2 separate regions of the Homo sapiens genome follow, and region 2 is linked to region 1. A link is an interaction called in ENCODE POLR2A ChIA-PET data of the cell type or tissue named here. Cell type or tissue: HepG2. All regions are shown on one strand. Each heading gives the region's core, and the rest is flanking DNA. Links, peaks and the distances in the headings are about the cores only. Region 1 holds the start of LOC124902773 (a long non-coding RNA gene). Region 2 overlaps USP2 (ubiquitin specific peptidase 2).

What was found. Peaks named below come from ENCODE experiments on the same cell type or tissue, not always from the same donor. Only the 100,000 strongest peaks of a DNase experiment are listed, where the experiment ranks them.
Region 2: POLR2A ChIA-PET joins it to region 1 with 7 read pairs; 1 of 35 experiments calls an interaction of 5 or more read pairs at or near these places.

Annotation. Positions count from the first base shown.
Region 1 is chr11:120,182,523-120,187,888 of GRCh38, forward strand. LOC124902773 (a long non-coding RNA gene) reads right to left here and starts at 3,076. Exons shown (of 2, transcript XR_007062923.1): 1 at 2,728-3,076. It overlaps LOC105369530 (a long non-coding RNA gene), which reads left to right and starts at 3,671. Exons shown (of 3, transcript XR_948101.2): 1 at 3,671-5,366. In HepG2, for the core only: a CTCF peak has its summit at 500 (motif pointing left); DNase peaks (open chromatin) are centred at 499, 2,739, 3,049 and 4,369; H3K4me3 peaks cover 1,725 bases.
Region 2 is chr11:119,366,254-119,371,619 of GRCh38, forward strand. All of the region lies in intron 2 of USP2 (ubiquitin specific peptidase 2), which reads right to left. Among named protein-coding and RNA genes, the nearest start is that of USP2, 13 kb to the right of the region's middle. RefSeq lists enhancers at 2,172-2,316, 2,188-3,118 and a cis regulatory region at 2,238-2,251. In HepG2, for the core only: no CTCF peak of the experiment used is centred there; DNase peaks (open chromatin) are centred at 2,278, 3,458 and 4,398; H3K4me3 peaks cover 800 bases.

The DNA.
Region 1 (5,366 bases), core at 119-5,118:
TGGGCTTGTTTTTGCTAGTTTTCTGGGTGCAGGGCTTGCTCCTCCTGGCACTGGTCCTTCCTGGGGCCCTCGGCTCCAGCTTGTTAGTTTTAACTGGAACAATTTCCTTTGAACTCAGTTTGAATGAGCATCACCATGGCGATGGATCAGGGTTTTCACAAGTCGACCTGGTCTTCACCCCTTAAGCAATTAGTTCGAAGGAGAAAAGGAGAAAGAGGAGGAGGGAAGAGGGGAGGTGGGGGAGAAAATGGAAAGGAAGGGAAGGGGAGAGGAGGAAGAGGAGGAAAACTGGAGAAAGAGAAGTAATGAGGAAGGAGAAGAGGACGACACAGGAAAGATGAGGAGGAGGAGGAGGAGGAAGGTAAGGAGGCTGGGGAGGATGTGGCAGGAGGAGGGAGAAGGTAGGAAGTAGAGGAGAACCATTCTGCCAGGCTAAGCCCAGGGGCCTAGAGTACTCCAGAGGCCCTTGACCTTCCCAGCCTTTCCCACAGCCCCACCTACTGGGAGAAGCCAGAGAAGCAAAGGAACCAGATCTTTGACCTGCAGCCTGAGAGGAAGGACACTGTTCCAACTTTCTGCAGGGTCACCCAGGAGCCTGCTCATGAGCAGTCAGCACCCAGGCGACAAGCCCACCTTCATTCAGCCTCTTTCTCCTGCAAGACCAGGCTAGGAGGACACAAGAGCAGGGGCTTCGAGTCTGAGAACTGAGGAGAGGTGGCGGGTCCCCTAGGTACTTGCCCTAGAACCTTGGGCAAGCCAGCAGCCTCTGTCAAATGGCAAGGATGGCTCCTCTTCCTTGGGTTCAGGGAAGGAGTGTCAAGTGAGAAGGCTGGTTGCTCACAGGGGTTCTGTGCACTCCGAGAGCCCTGGCACAGACTCCACATGGTCTCCAGGGGCTCACTGCTTGCCTGCTTGTCAGCTCTCTCACTTGGCTGGGAGCTTCAGGGAGGCAGTGACTAGGTCTTCATCATCGTTGAATTTCTAGACACTAGCACAATGCCTGGCATGTTACATAGGCAATAAGTATTTTTCTGATGAATTAATGATTGATGAATTATTGTTATTTTTCCCAAAAATGGGTGGCAAGACTGGGGAAAGGAGACTAGCAAGCCTGAACCCACTAGAATTTGATAGAGATGAGATCTCCCTTTCTTCAGGACTCAGTATGTCCCCATGTCCTCCAAGAGGCCCTCCTGGATTTGCCACCCCGCGCCCCACCTCCCCAGACCCTTCACTCTAGAGCCCCACTGTGTTCCATGGCCCCTGCCATCATCCCCATCATCATGCAGTATAATCATTGATTCGCTCATCCATTTCCCCAGCTAGGTCAGCTCCATGAGAGAGGGACTATATCTGGTTCCCCAGGTCCTTGCACACTCCAGGCACGGAGCTGATGCTCTAACCATGTTTGTAAATACACGGACCTGAGTATTCCAGCCAGGGCCAGGTGTCAGGCTTTCTGAGGCCAGTAAAGGCAGTGCCTGGGGGAAACAAGCCTGTGAATGGAGGGCTCACCACACAGCATGCCAAGTGGAAAACAGGCCGGGAGAGGATGGGGGCTCCGGAGAGCTATCACTGATATCTACTCTACAAATGACTGAGGAGGAGAGGTGTTTCCTAGGCCGCCAGCCAGAACTCTGGCTATGAGATATGCCGAAAAGATTTAGGTTAGAAATCAGAATGACAGCCGGGCATGGTGGCTCATGCCTATAATCTCAGCACTTTGGGAGGCTGAGGCAGAAGGATCACCTGAGGTCAGGATTTTGAGACCAGCCTGGCCAACATGGTGAAACCCTGTCTCTATTAAAAATACAAAAATTAGCTGGGCATGGTGGCAGGCACCTGTGTCGTCACTATCTCCATCTGTCTTCAGAACCGTCCTGCTTCTCCCTCTCTGTCCCCACTTCTTACCCTTTGGCTCCTGTCTGTTTCTCCTTTCGCTCTTGTAACCTCCCTTCCCAGCCCTCACCACTGCTCCAGCCTCTTTTCCCAAGTCCTGCCTTGGCCTCTCTGCCTCTCCCTCCCTCCCCTTTCCTCCTCTGCTGCTCATTATAAAAAATAAATATTTCTAAATACGCCAAAAATGCACTCATCCCCCAAGGACCCCTGTCTAGCACAAAGGGCTGGTTCTTTCTGGCTGCTCCCTGTGGCCTCCTTCTTGCCCACTGCCTTTGAATCGTGGCCTCATTCACATGACTGGAAGGGCTAACAGGGCATTTTCCCACGTGTCCGGGTGGGGAGGAGGACAGGGTCGGGGTGGTAAGTTGGATGAAGGAGGGTGGAGACAGGCAGCTGAGAATCTTCCCAAAATTTGGCTCATCCTCAGGGGAAACAAACTGCTTACTTGATATCATGACTAACTCCTTGGAACCTACAGGATCCATTAGCGATGCGGGAAAGATTCGGGTTAGAAATCAGAATGACCATGCAAACCATGAGGACAGCCACCATGTGGAATGTTTGGTCCCCATGGCACAAAGATTTGGGCTTCTTCCTGGGATGAGTTGGGATCCCTTTGGCATGGAGGCAGAGGGGGGGCTCCGTGATTCCTGGGAGACCCTCTGGATGTGAGCACCTCTGAGATTCTGGAGGGAGCCCAGGGCTCCCTGTGCTCTGTCCTCCCACCCCACACCCCACCCTATGCTCTCTGCTCTCTGGTCAAGTCCCTGGTCCGCGGGAGCACTGACCTAGAGTGTGGAAGCTCCTCCCCTTGAAAGCTGGGCTGACCTTGCTTCAGCTGAGTCCAGGAGAAAACACACATCTGACACACCCCAGGGCTGGGGGAAGGGAGGCAGGAGCAGAGGAGGGGAGCATCCAAGGTCCTGAAGTTCCAGAAGGAGTCCAGCCTTCTCACAGAGCCTGAAGCATAGGCATGGGCAGAGCGGGTGCCGGACCTCCAAATGGCTCTCCCTCTGCACTGTGGAATCACTCCCGCAGGAGGCAGGTGGTGGGAGAAGGCCTTGGCCTCAGCATTCCCCTGCCCTTGTGTCCTCCTGTTCTGAATTTCCTAATCTCTTTCCTGCATGTCCCCTCAACAACCTCCCCTCCCCTCCCTTCCCCACCCCACACCACAGCAGCTGGGCTGCTGGAAGTCGGGAGTGTTTATGAGTTAATCAAAAACTCCTGTACTTTGCTCTTGAATTGAGGCCATCATTCCTTTGTCCCAGGGCAATGGGGTCAGTTTGATCTCTCCTGGCTTAAATAGTGTGTAGCAAAGTAAAAGGGAAAAGTGGGGGAAGGAGAAGGGAATTTAAATTTATCAAGGGCCCCCTGCTAAACATCACGCCCTGGGCTGGGTGCTCTGCAGAGACCAAGCTCACAGCCGTGCTAGTAGCTGGGTGTTTCCATGTTACATTGAGGAAACCAAGTTGCAAAGACTTAAAGAAACCTGCCTCAGATCTCATAAATATGAAGGAAAGTGCTTTGAGGCTTCCAGTAGAGTTTGGAGGGTGTTCCTAACCCAAGATTGGGTTAAAAAATTCCATGATTGTCCACAGAATATGGACAGAAAGCTGAGAATAGCTGTGATGTTCCAGCTTGGAAAGAAGTGGGGGGTGGGAAGGGCTGAGAGGAGGCAGGGGCTGCATGCAGACTGGGCTCCTATCCAGAGGAAGAGCCCCAAGGGGGATTGGGAAGGCTTGTGAGGTTGGAAATTATGGATGGAGGGGGCTAAAGAGGAGGCCTAGAACTCCCCACTCCAAGAGCCCTGGAGAATCCCGGTCTGGCCTGAGAAGATCAGGAGTTTGGGATAAATTGCTAGAGAGGCCTTGTCCTCATGTGGGCCAAGTAAGCCCTTAAAATGGGTGCCCAGCAAAGCAAGGGGGTCTGAGGTGGCCCAGCTCTGTCCCTGCTCCCCACAGACACCTGCTACCCTGGGCATCCTACAGCTGCACTCAATCTGCCCCTCCTTCCTTCCTAGGCCTTAGGAAATATCTGTTCATTTTGTTTCTTTCCACTTTCTCTCTCCCCTTCTTCCTGTCTCCCTTCATCTGCCTGCTCCTCCCCAATCTGTCCTGAAGAGTACATTTCTTTCCCCATCAGGGAGCCTTGTGGGAATCTGGGGGGCCTGGGGCTGAGGAAGAAGAGACTTCAGATCCAAGAGCAGCCCTGAAGGATTGAGGGAGGCAGAAGGGGTGTCAGCCACTGGGCAGAGGAGTTCCTGGCAGCAGGGAGGGCCATGAGATAATTAGCCCTAGAGCTTTCTAGGCCTCTGGAAAGATGTGGGGTACAGGAACAGAAGGGAAGGAAGAGGCAGGTCAGGACTGGGGGAACTCAGGTTCCCTGGCCTGCCTGACAGAGACAGCACATGGTAGAGTTGAGAGGGGAGCCAGGGTCAGGGACAGGGCAGGCAATGGGAAAGAACAGGGACATTCCCAGGCTCAGGAGTCCCCAGGTCTCCCAGGGGAGGGTAGTCCTCGCCTGAGGTTAGGTGGCGGGCCCCGACTGGCTGGGAGTGGGTTTCTGTACGTGGCTGGAGGTGAATCACACCTTCTGTGTGGGTTGCATGTTTATATGTGGGTGTGCCGAGTCAGCATGCGTTGTCCTGCGTGTCTGCTGGTGTATGTAGGTGTTACTGGTGGGTGACAGGTCAAGGGTGTGCCCTGGTGAAGCGGGAGGGTGCCTGTGTGTGTCTGTGGGCCTCTAGACCTGAGGAACCATGCTTGAGTTTGTTCTCAGAATGTGCTGGCATATCTGTGTGCCACGTGTCCCTTTCTCTGTCTCTGTGTGTCCTACTGAAATCGGCTGTGTGCAGGAGTGTGTCTGCGTATGTGGGTGTGTTTGTGCAGGGGCCAGGGAAGGGTTATTCATAGAAGCAAGAACTGACTCTGGTGGGACACTCGTGCAGAGATGGGGAGGCACGTTGGGTGGGTAGGTGGGGGGCAGGCACTGTGTACACCAACGTGCTCCGAATTCCAGCAAACTCCAGTGCCTGAGTTTCCAGCTGTCCCAGCTCAACTGTGCACAGATGTGTGCCGCTTTGCTACAGCCATAAACAGACCTCCCAGGATTTTTCCAGAGGAAACGCAGAAATATTTTGGTGTCTGCTCTTGGTAGTAGGAAAGAGAGTGGGGATGAGGCTTGAGGCTAGGGCTTCGAAACAGAGGGACCACAGTCAGAGGGGAGCTGAAGAGGCAACAGCATCCCCCACAGGCCAGCAGGGTGGGGGAAGAGCTGTGATGGCTTCCAGTTGTGGGGTCCTCTCTAAGGCCCCAGCTAGCAGCTGGAAAGTGAAGTCCCAGTTGCCAGTGTAGGGGCAAAGAAGGAAAGCTTCCCCCTTCACCCTCTGAAGGTTTGCAGAAAGTGAGCTGACAAAAAGCAGATCAATAGAAAAAAGAGGTAAACGGATGTTATTTAACATGCATAGC
Region 2 (5,366 bases), core at 304-5,303, 820 kb before region 1:
GGACTGCAAAGTTAATAAATGACAATGTGGGGCTTTGTCTTACAGCAAAACCCATGCTTTTAACAGGAAATTCTGGGATGTACTTCCTGCTCTCTGCCAATTACCTACTTGTAAATTCTGCCTAAAATTTGCATCTTCCAAAAGCCTTCCCTAATTAACTCCACCCATCTCTAAACTCTCCATTACTGCATATCGTCAGTCTATGCGCATTCAGTTTGCATGGTGTTAATCTATCTTAATATGTTTATCTTTGCTTTATAAGTGTTTCAAAGAGTCCTATAAATGGTCTTGTGTGTGGCTTGTCTTGGTTTTGCCAGCACACTGAAACCTCCTCAAGGGCAGGGTTGTGGGTTCTCTTGGTGGGTTCTTAATAAATGGTGTTGATCTTGTCTCTAAAGAGGGCCAGACCAGGCTCTGCTAGGAATCCTGGGAGTCACACTAAGCCTCAGAGGGTGGGGTGTGAGTCTGCTTTTGCATGTTGAACACATGTGCTGCTGGGCTTGGGGGGACCTGCCCAAGAGGTGCTCACCCACTATAGCATTTGGCCTGTTTCCCCATGACTTAGACACAGTGATGTAAGCACTCCCACCCAGGACATCTGGGTGTTCTGCCAGCTTGCTCTCCCTCTTCCCTGGGATTTAGGAGGTTAGAGGGGTTGCCAGGAGCAGGGAGGGCCAGATGCAGAAAGCTTTAGCGTGGGAGCACTTTGAGAAGTCTGGGGTTGGGGGAAAGAATTCACACAGAGTCCAGTCTAGTCAAGCAGGTCCGACTGCTGCAGGACACGGCCACAAAGGACCTTGGCTCATCTCTCGGCCAGCCAGGTCTCTGTGAGACCCTTTCTCTTCACTGCCATTCTCGGAGTGGGATGGATACAAAGGATAGAGGCTTCTGGCATCTGAATCTGGCTCTGGCTCAGTGACTCTCTGTGCTTCAAATACACAAAGCTAAACTGAGCTGGGCTCATTCCTGCATCCTGACTGCCGTTCCTCAGAACCTGGGCTTGGCCTGCTTCCCTATAGGATAAGTAATTTTTGTCACCTTAAATCCTTCCTGGCATGAGATGGAGTGATATAAATGAAAGTTAGGGCTAGCTCTATGAGGGCGGGGACTGAGAGTATTCTGCTTCTCTCAGATCTGCGTGGGCAGCTTAGGCCAGGGTTTGGTGACACTGCTGGGGCTAAGGCAGATGTCTTAAAGCCTGGCTCCCAGCATGTGCCTGCGATTACCACCGCAAATGGACAGACCGGTGGCCTGATTGATTGATGGATGAAAAGGTAGGGGCTCTGAGTCCTTGTTAGGGGTTGGGCTTTTGCCCCACAGTGCACCTTGGGGAGAGAGGGTCAGCCCATCCTCCCCACTCTCTGTAGGAAGGTCTGCTTCCCTGCATGACGTGGACCCCAAGAGGCCAAAAGCTCTGTGCACCTTTGAGCCCAGGCAGTCTGGCCTGAACCAGCTGGATTCCAGAGGCCCACACACCTCCTTCTTTTGCATGTGTCTCCGTCTGGGGCGCTAGTTTTATGTACGTATTGAGGTGAGAGAGTACAAGGGGCCACGTGTGCAGCTTTGGGCTCTGAACATGATGTTCATTTCTGCAGCTGGTGGTCAGTGGAGCGGCTCCCCCAGGGGCAAGGAACATTTTGCCAGGCTTGGATTAACTTCTGCATTGCTGAGCCCCACCCCAGCACCACATTAACTCATGAAGACATCCTGGAGTGGGGGTGGAGGAGGAGGCGGGAGGATGGTGCTGGGCACCGATTGAGAAATTGAGCCTGGATAAGGCAGTACCAAGGCTAACGGCCAGGATACAGCCCACAGCCGGTCTGCAAGGGATGGAGACATCAGTGTCTTGCTGATTCTAGTCACAAACCGCAAACCCACTGCCCTTTCCTTCGCAGCAGCTAGTACAGCTCCTGGCCAAGGGGCCCCTCTGGCTTAAGGTCCTTTAGTGACCTTCTCATGCTGCCAACACAGATTCATGACCTCAGGAAGTTCAACCTCCTTAGGGTGGCTTAGTGATCCCGGGGTGGGAGTAGGTAAGGACAGACCCCAGGATCTCAGGCTGCCAAGCTAGACAAACAAGGCAGCAGGGATACAGGCCAGTGTGGCTGCGTGAACGGAGCGAGAACATGAGGGACGAGAGGCGAGTTGTACTTCTCACCTAGGAGCTCCAGGACAGCCCCTGCTATCCGCAATTTGTTCTCTTTGGAGTAACCTCCGCTCACTGCAGGGCAGCATTCAAGTCCAAAGTCCCACCCCAGGGAAAAATCACATGACCTCAGCTTATATAATCTCCCTGTCACTGAACAGCTGGAACCCAAGGCTTCGGAAGATGAGTCAGCAGCCCCAGTGGCAAATAGGACCCAGGTATTCAGTTTCCCAGACCTTTTGCTCCTAGAAACAGGTCCTAGAGCGGAGGGCAAGGGTGTGGAAGAGACTGGGTGGGTGAGAATAGGCTGGGCCAGACTCTGAGCCTCAGCCCTGGCTCTGCCTCCGAGTTGCAGGTGCCCAGCTTGCTGACTGTGCTCTGGAGGGCCCTGGGCCAACCCCTGGATCTTCTTGGGGAGAGGAGAGGGTGGCCTGGGCAGGGTGGGGCAAGGGCTGGGCAGAGGCCAGCGGGCAGAATGCCAGGGCTAGGGAGGAGCAGCTGGAGGGGTGGAGCTGAGGGGGATTAGGAAGGATTGTAGGGGTTAAAGCGCAGCCCTGGCAGGGCTCAATGGGAACAGCTCGTCCTTCCATAGACCCCGGGAACAGGAGAAGTGGGGCAGAGTAGGGAGATGACAGGGTTGGGACTGGGGCTCCTGGGTCTCTGCAGGGCTGAGCCACCTGAGCTGGCTTGGAGTCCCCACTTGGGTTAGTGAACACTTTTTTTCCACCATCACTGTTCCTCCTCTCTGCATTTTAAGCAGAAGGTGAAGTCTCAGGGGAGGCCCTCATTATACAAGTGCTGAGCTGCGCCCCCCTGGCCTGGCATTTTGTTGGTGCTTACACAAGCATGGGGAGGGGATAATTCTGAATTTATGTGGCGCCCCCTGCCACCCGCCCCTGCCCCCCGCCAGCTCTGTGCTCATGCTCAGCTGAGTCTGTGATATTCAAAGTTCGTGTTGCCTATTACTGTTAATGAGGGAAAGAAGTCTGGCTAGAACTGTTCTCCCTGGTCACAGCCTGCTGTTGACCTCCCTTAATGAATGCCAGCTGTAGCTCCAGTCAGCTATCCTGAGAATCCCCTGGGACACAGGATGTACTTTTTTTTACCTCTGTTTCTCCCACGGGGTTGGTGGGGAGGGGGCTTCCTACTCTAGTCAGCTGCCAAACGCCCCCTTTCTATGATCTCTTTTCCCCCCTTAAGTTTAAATGACCTCTTCTGCAGCATTTTATTGATTTCACATTCCTCCACCTTCATTATTTGCTTTGAGCCTCATGGCATGCTTGAGAGGTGGGCAGGGCGGGCGTGATTGTTCCCTTTTATAGTCTAGGAAATACAGCCCAGCTGATAGGTGTCCAAGGTTAGAGAGGCCAACTGTTCCTTCCACTGGTCACGAGCAGCCCGTCCCAGCCTCAGATGACCTCTCCCTTTCCGTCCACCTGTGACACTCAAGAACACCCAGGGCTGCCTCCCATTGTACCTATTTAAGAACTTCTTCTTGGCCAGGCGTGGTGGCTCACACCTGTAATCTCAGCGCTTTGGGAGGCCGAGGCGGGTGGATCACCTGAGGTCAGTTCAAGACCAGCCTGGCCAACATGGTGAAACCCCGTCTCTACTAAAAATACAAAATTAGCCTGGTGTGGTGGTACACGCCTGTAGTCCTAGCTACTTGGGAGGCTGACACAGGAGAATCACTTGAACCTGGGAGGTGGAGGTTGTAGTGAGCCGAGATCGCACCACTGCACTCCAACCTGAGTGAGACAGAGCGAGACTCCATCTCCAAAAAAACAAAACAAAACAAACTTATTTCCCTAAGTGAATTGTGAAGGCACTGAAGGCAGGGACTGTTGCTCGCACACATCTCTTGCCTGCCAAAGCACCAGAAGGGTACAACAACGAGGACTAACATTTACTAAGCAACATGCCAGGCACTTTCACATACATTATCTTTTCATTCCTCAAGTAATCTGTGAAGTGGGAACTATGATCACTCATCTTACAGAGGAGGACACAAGTTCAGAAGCTAAGGGACCTATCTGAGGTCACGCTGCTAGTAAGCTGAGCACCACAAATGAGTGCCTCAGAAGGCAAGATCCCCAGATGGAGATCTAGAAAGAAACTGGACCCAGTTTTAGAAAGAAGTGGTCCAGGCCGCACGAGCAGGGTTGTTCTCACCTCAGCAAGACGCACTCTGCTCCAGGAAATGACGATAAGGGGTGGAGAGATCAGGGTGAGGTTAAATAAAGGTCTTGTACTATTGACCCTGGAGAGGCCTCTGCTGGTTGGCAGTATCTTCTGGGGCATGAGCTCAGAATGAAACACTAGCTCAACTGCAGGGCATTCCCGGCTAAAGTGCCTTATGAGTTGCTTCTGGATGAGGGTGGCTGAGTTTGTCCCAGGGCAATCTGCCACTTCTTTGAGGTCCTCTCTCAAAATTCCCTTCACCTTGGCCCTGGAGCCGGGGGGAGGAGCCAGGGTTGTCCCTTCTGGAGAGTTGGAGGGCGGCAGACTCCCAGGAGGGTTGGGCCATGCCTGTGTGGGGAGGAGGCAGATTCCCAGTGGAATCTGATCCCCAGTAAAGGGGAATACTGCTGTCATGATTGGGGCTGAGGGTGGGTCTGTAGTTTAGTCTGCGCTGAGGTTTTCCATCTCAGCATGCCTAGAGATCACCCAAAGAGCTTGTGGAAAGAGCAGCTTCCCAGGCCCCATCCCGAGAGAGTTTGCTTCAGTGGGTTTGGATGAATCGTTAAGCCCTGCAGTGACTCTGACACAGGCAGTCTGCAGACCCCACTTTAAGGAGCACTGCTGACCATGAAACAACCCTTCTCTTCTGAGCAAGGGGAGGGAGCCCCGCAGAGGCTTCTAGGACCCGAGCCCCTCCGAGGAGAGCCATATTCTAATTGCCCTGGGGTTGAACAGCACCAGCCGAGTCCAAGTGAGTCCTGCTCCACTCCAAGCCCAGCACGCAGCACCCTGAGAGCTGATACTTCCCCACCATGCCAGCTCTGTTGTGACACATCTCTCTTCTCCACTCCTTTCTACAGTGGATCCAGCCCTGCCTTGTCAAGTTCTGAATGTTCTGGGAGGCACCAGCGTTTCTATCTCCTGTGCCACTTCACAGATGGCACAACAAAGCCAAGACTCCCTAAGTCATATTATCAAAGTTGCTCTCTCAAGACCTTTAGTTATGCAAGCTTCAAGGTCCTGCCCCTATTCCTGAACC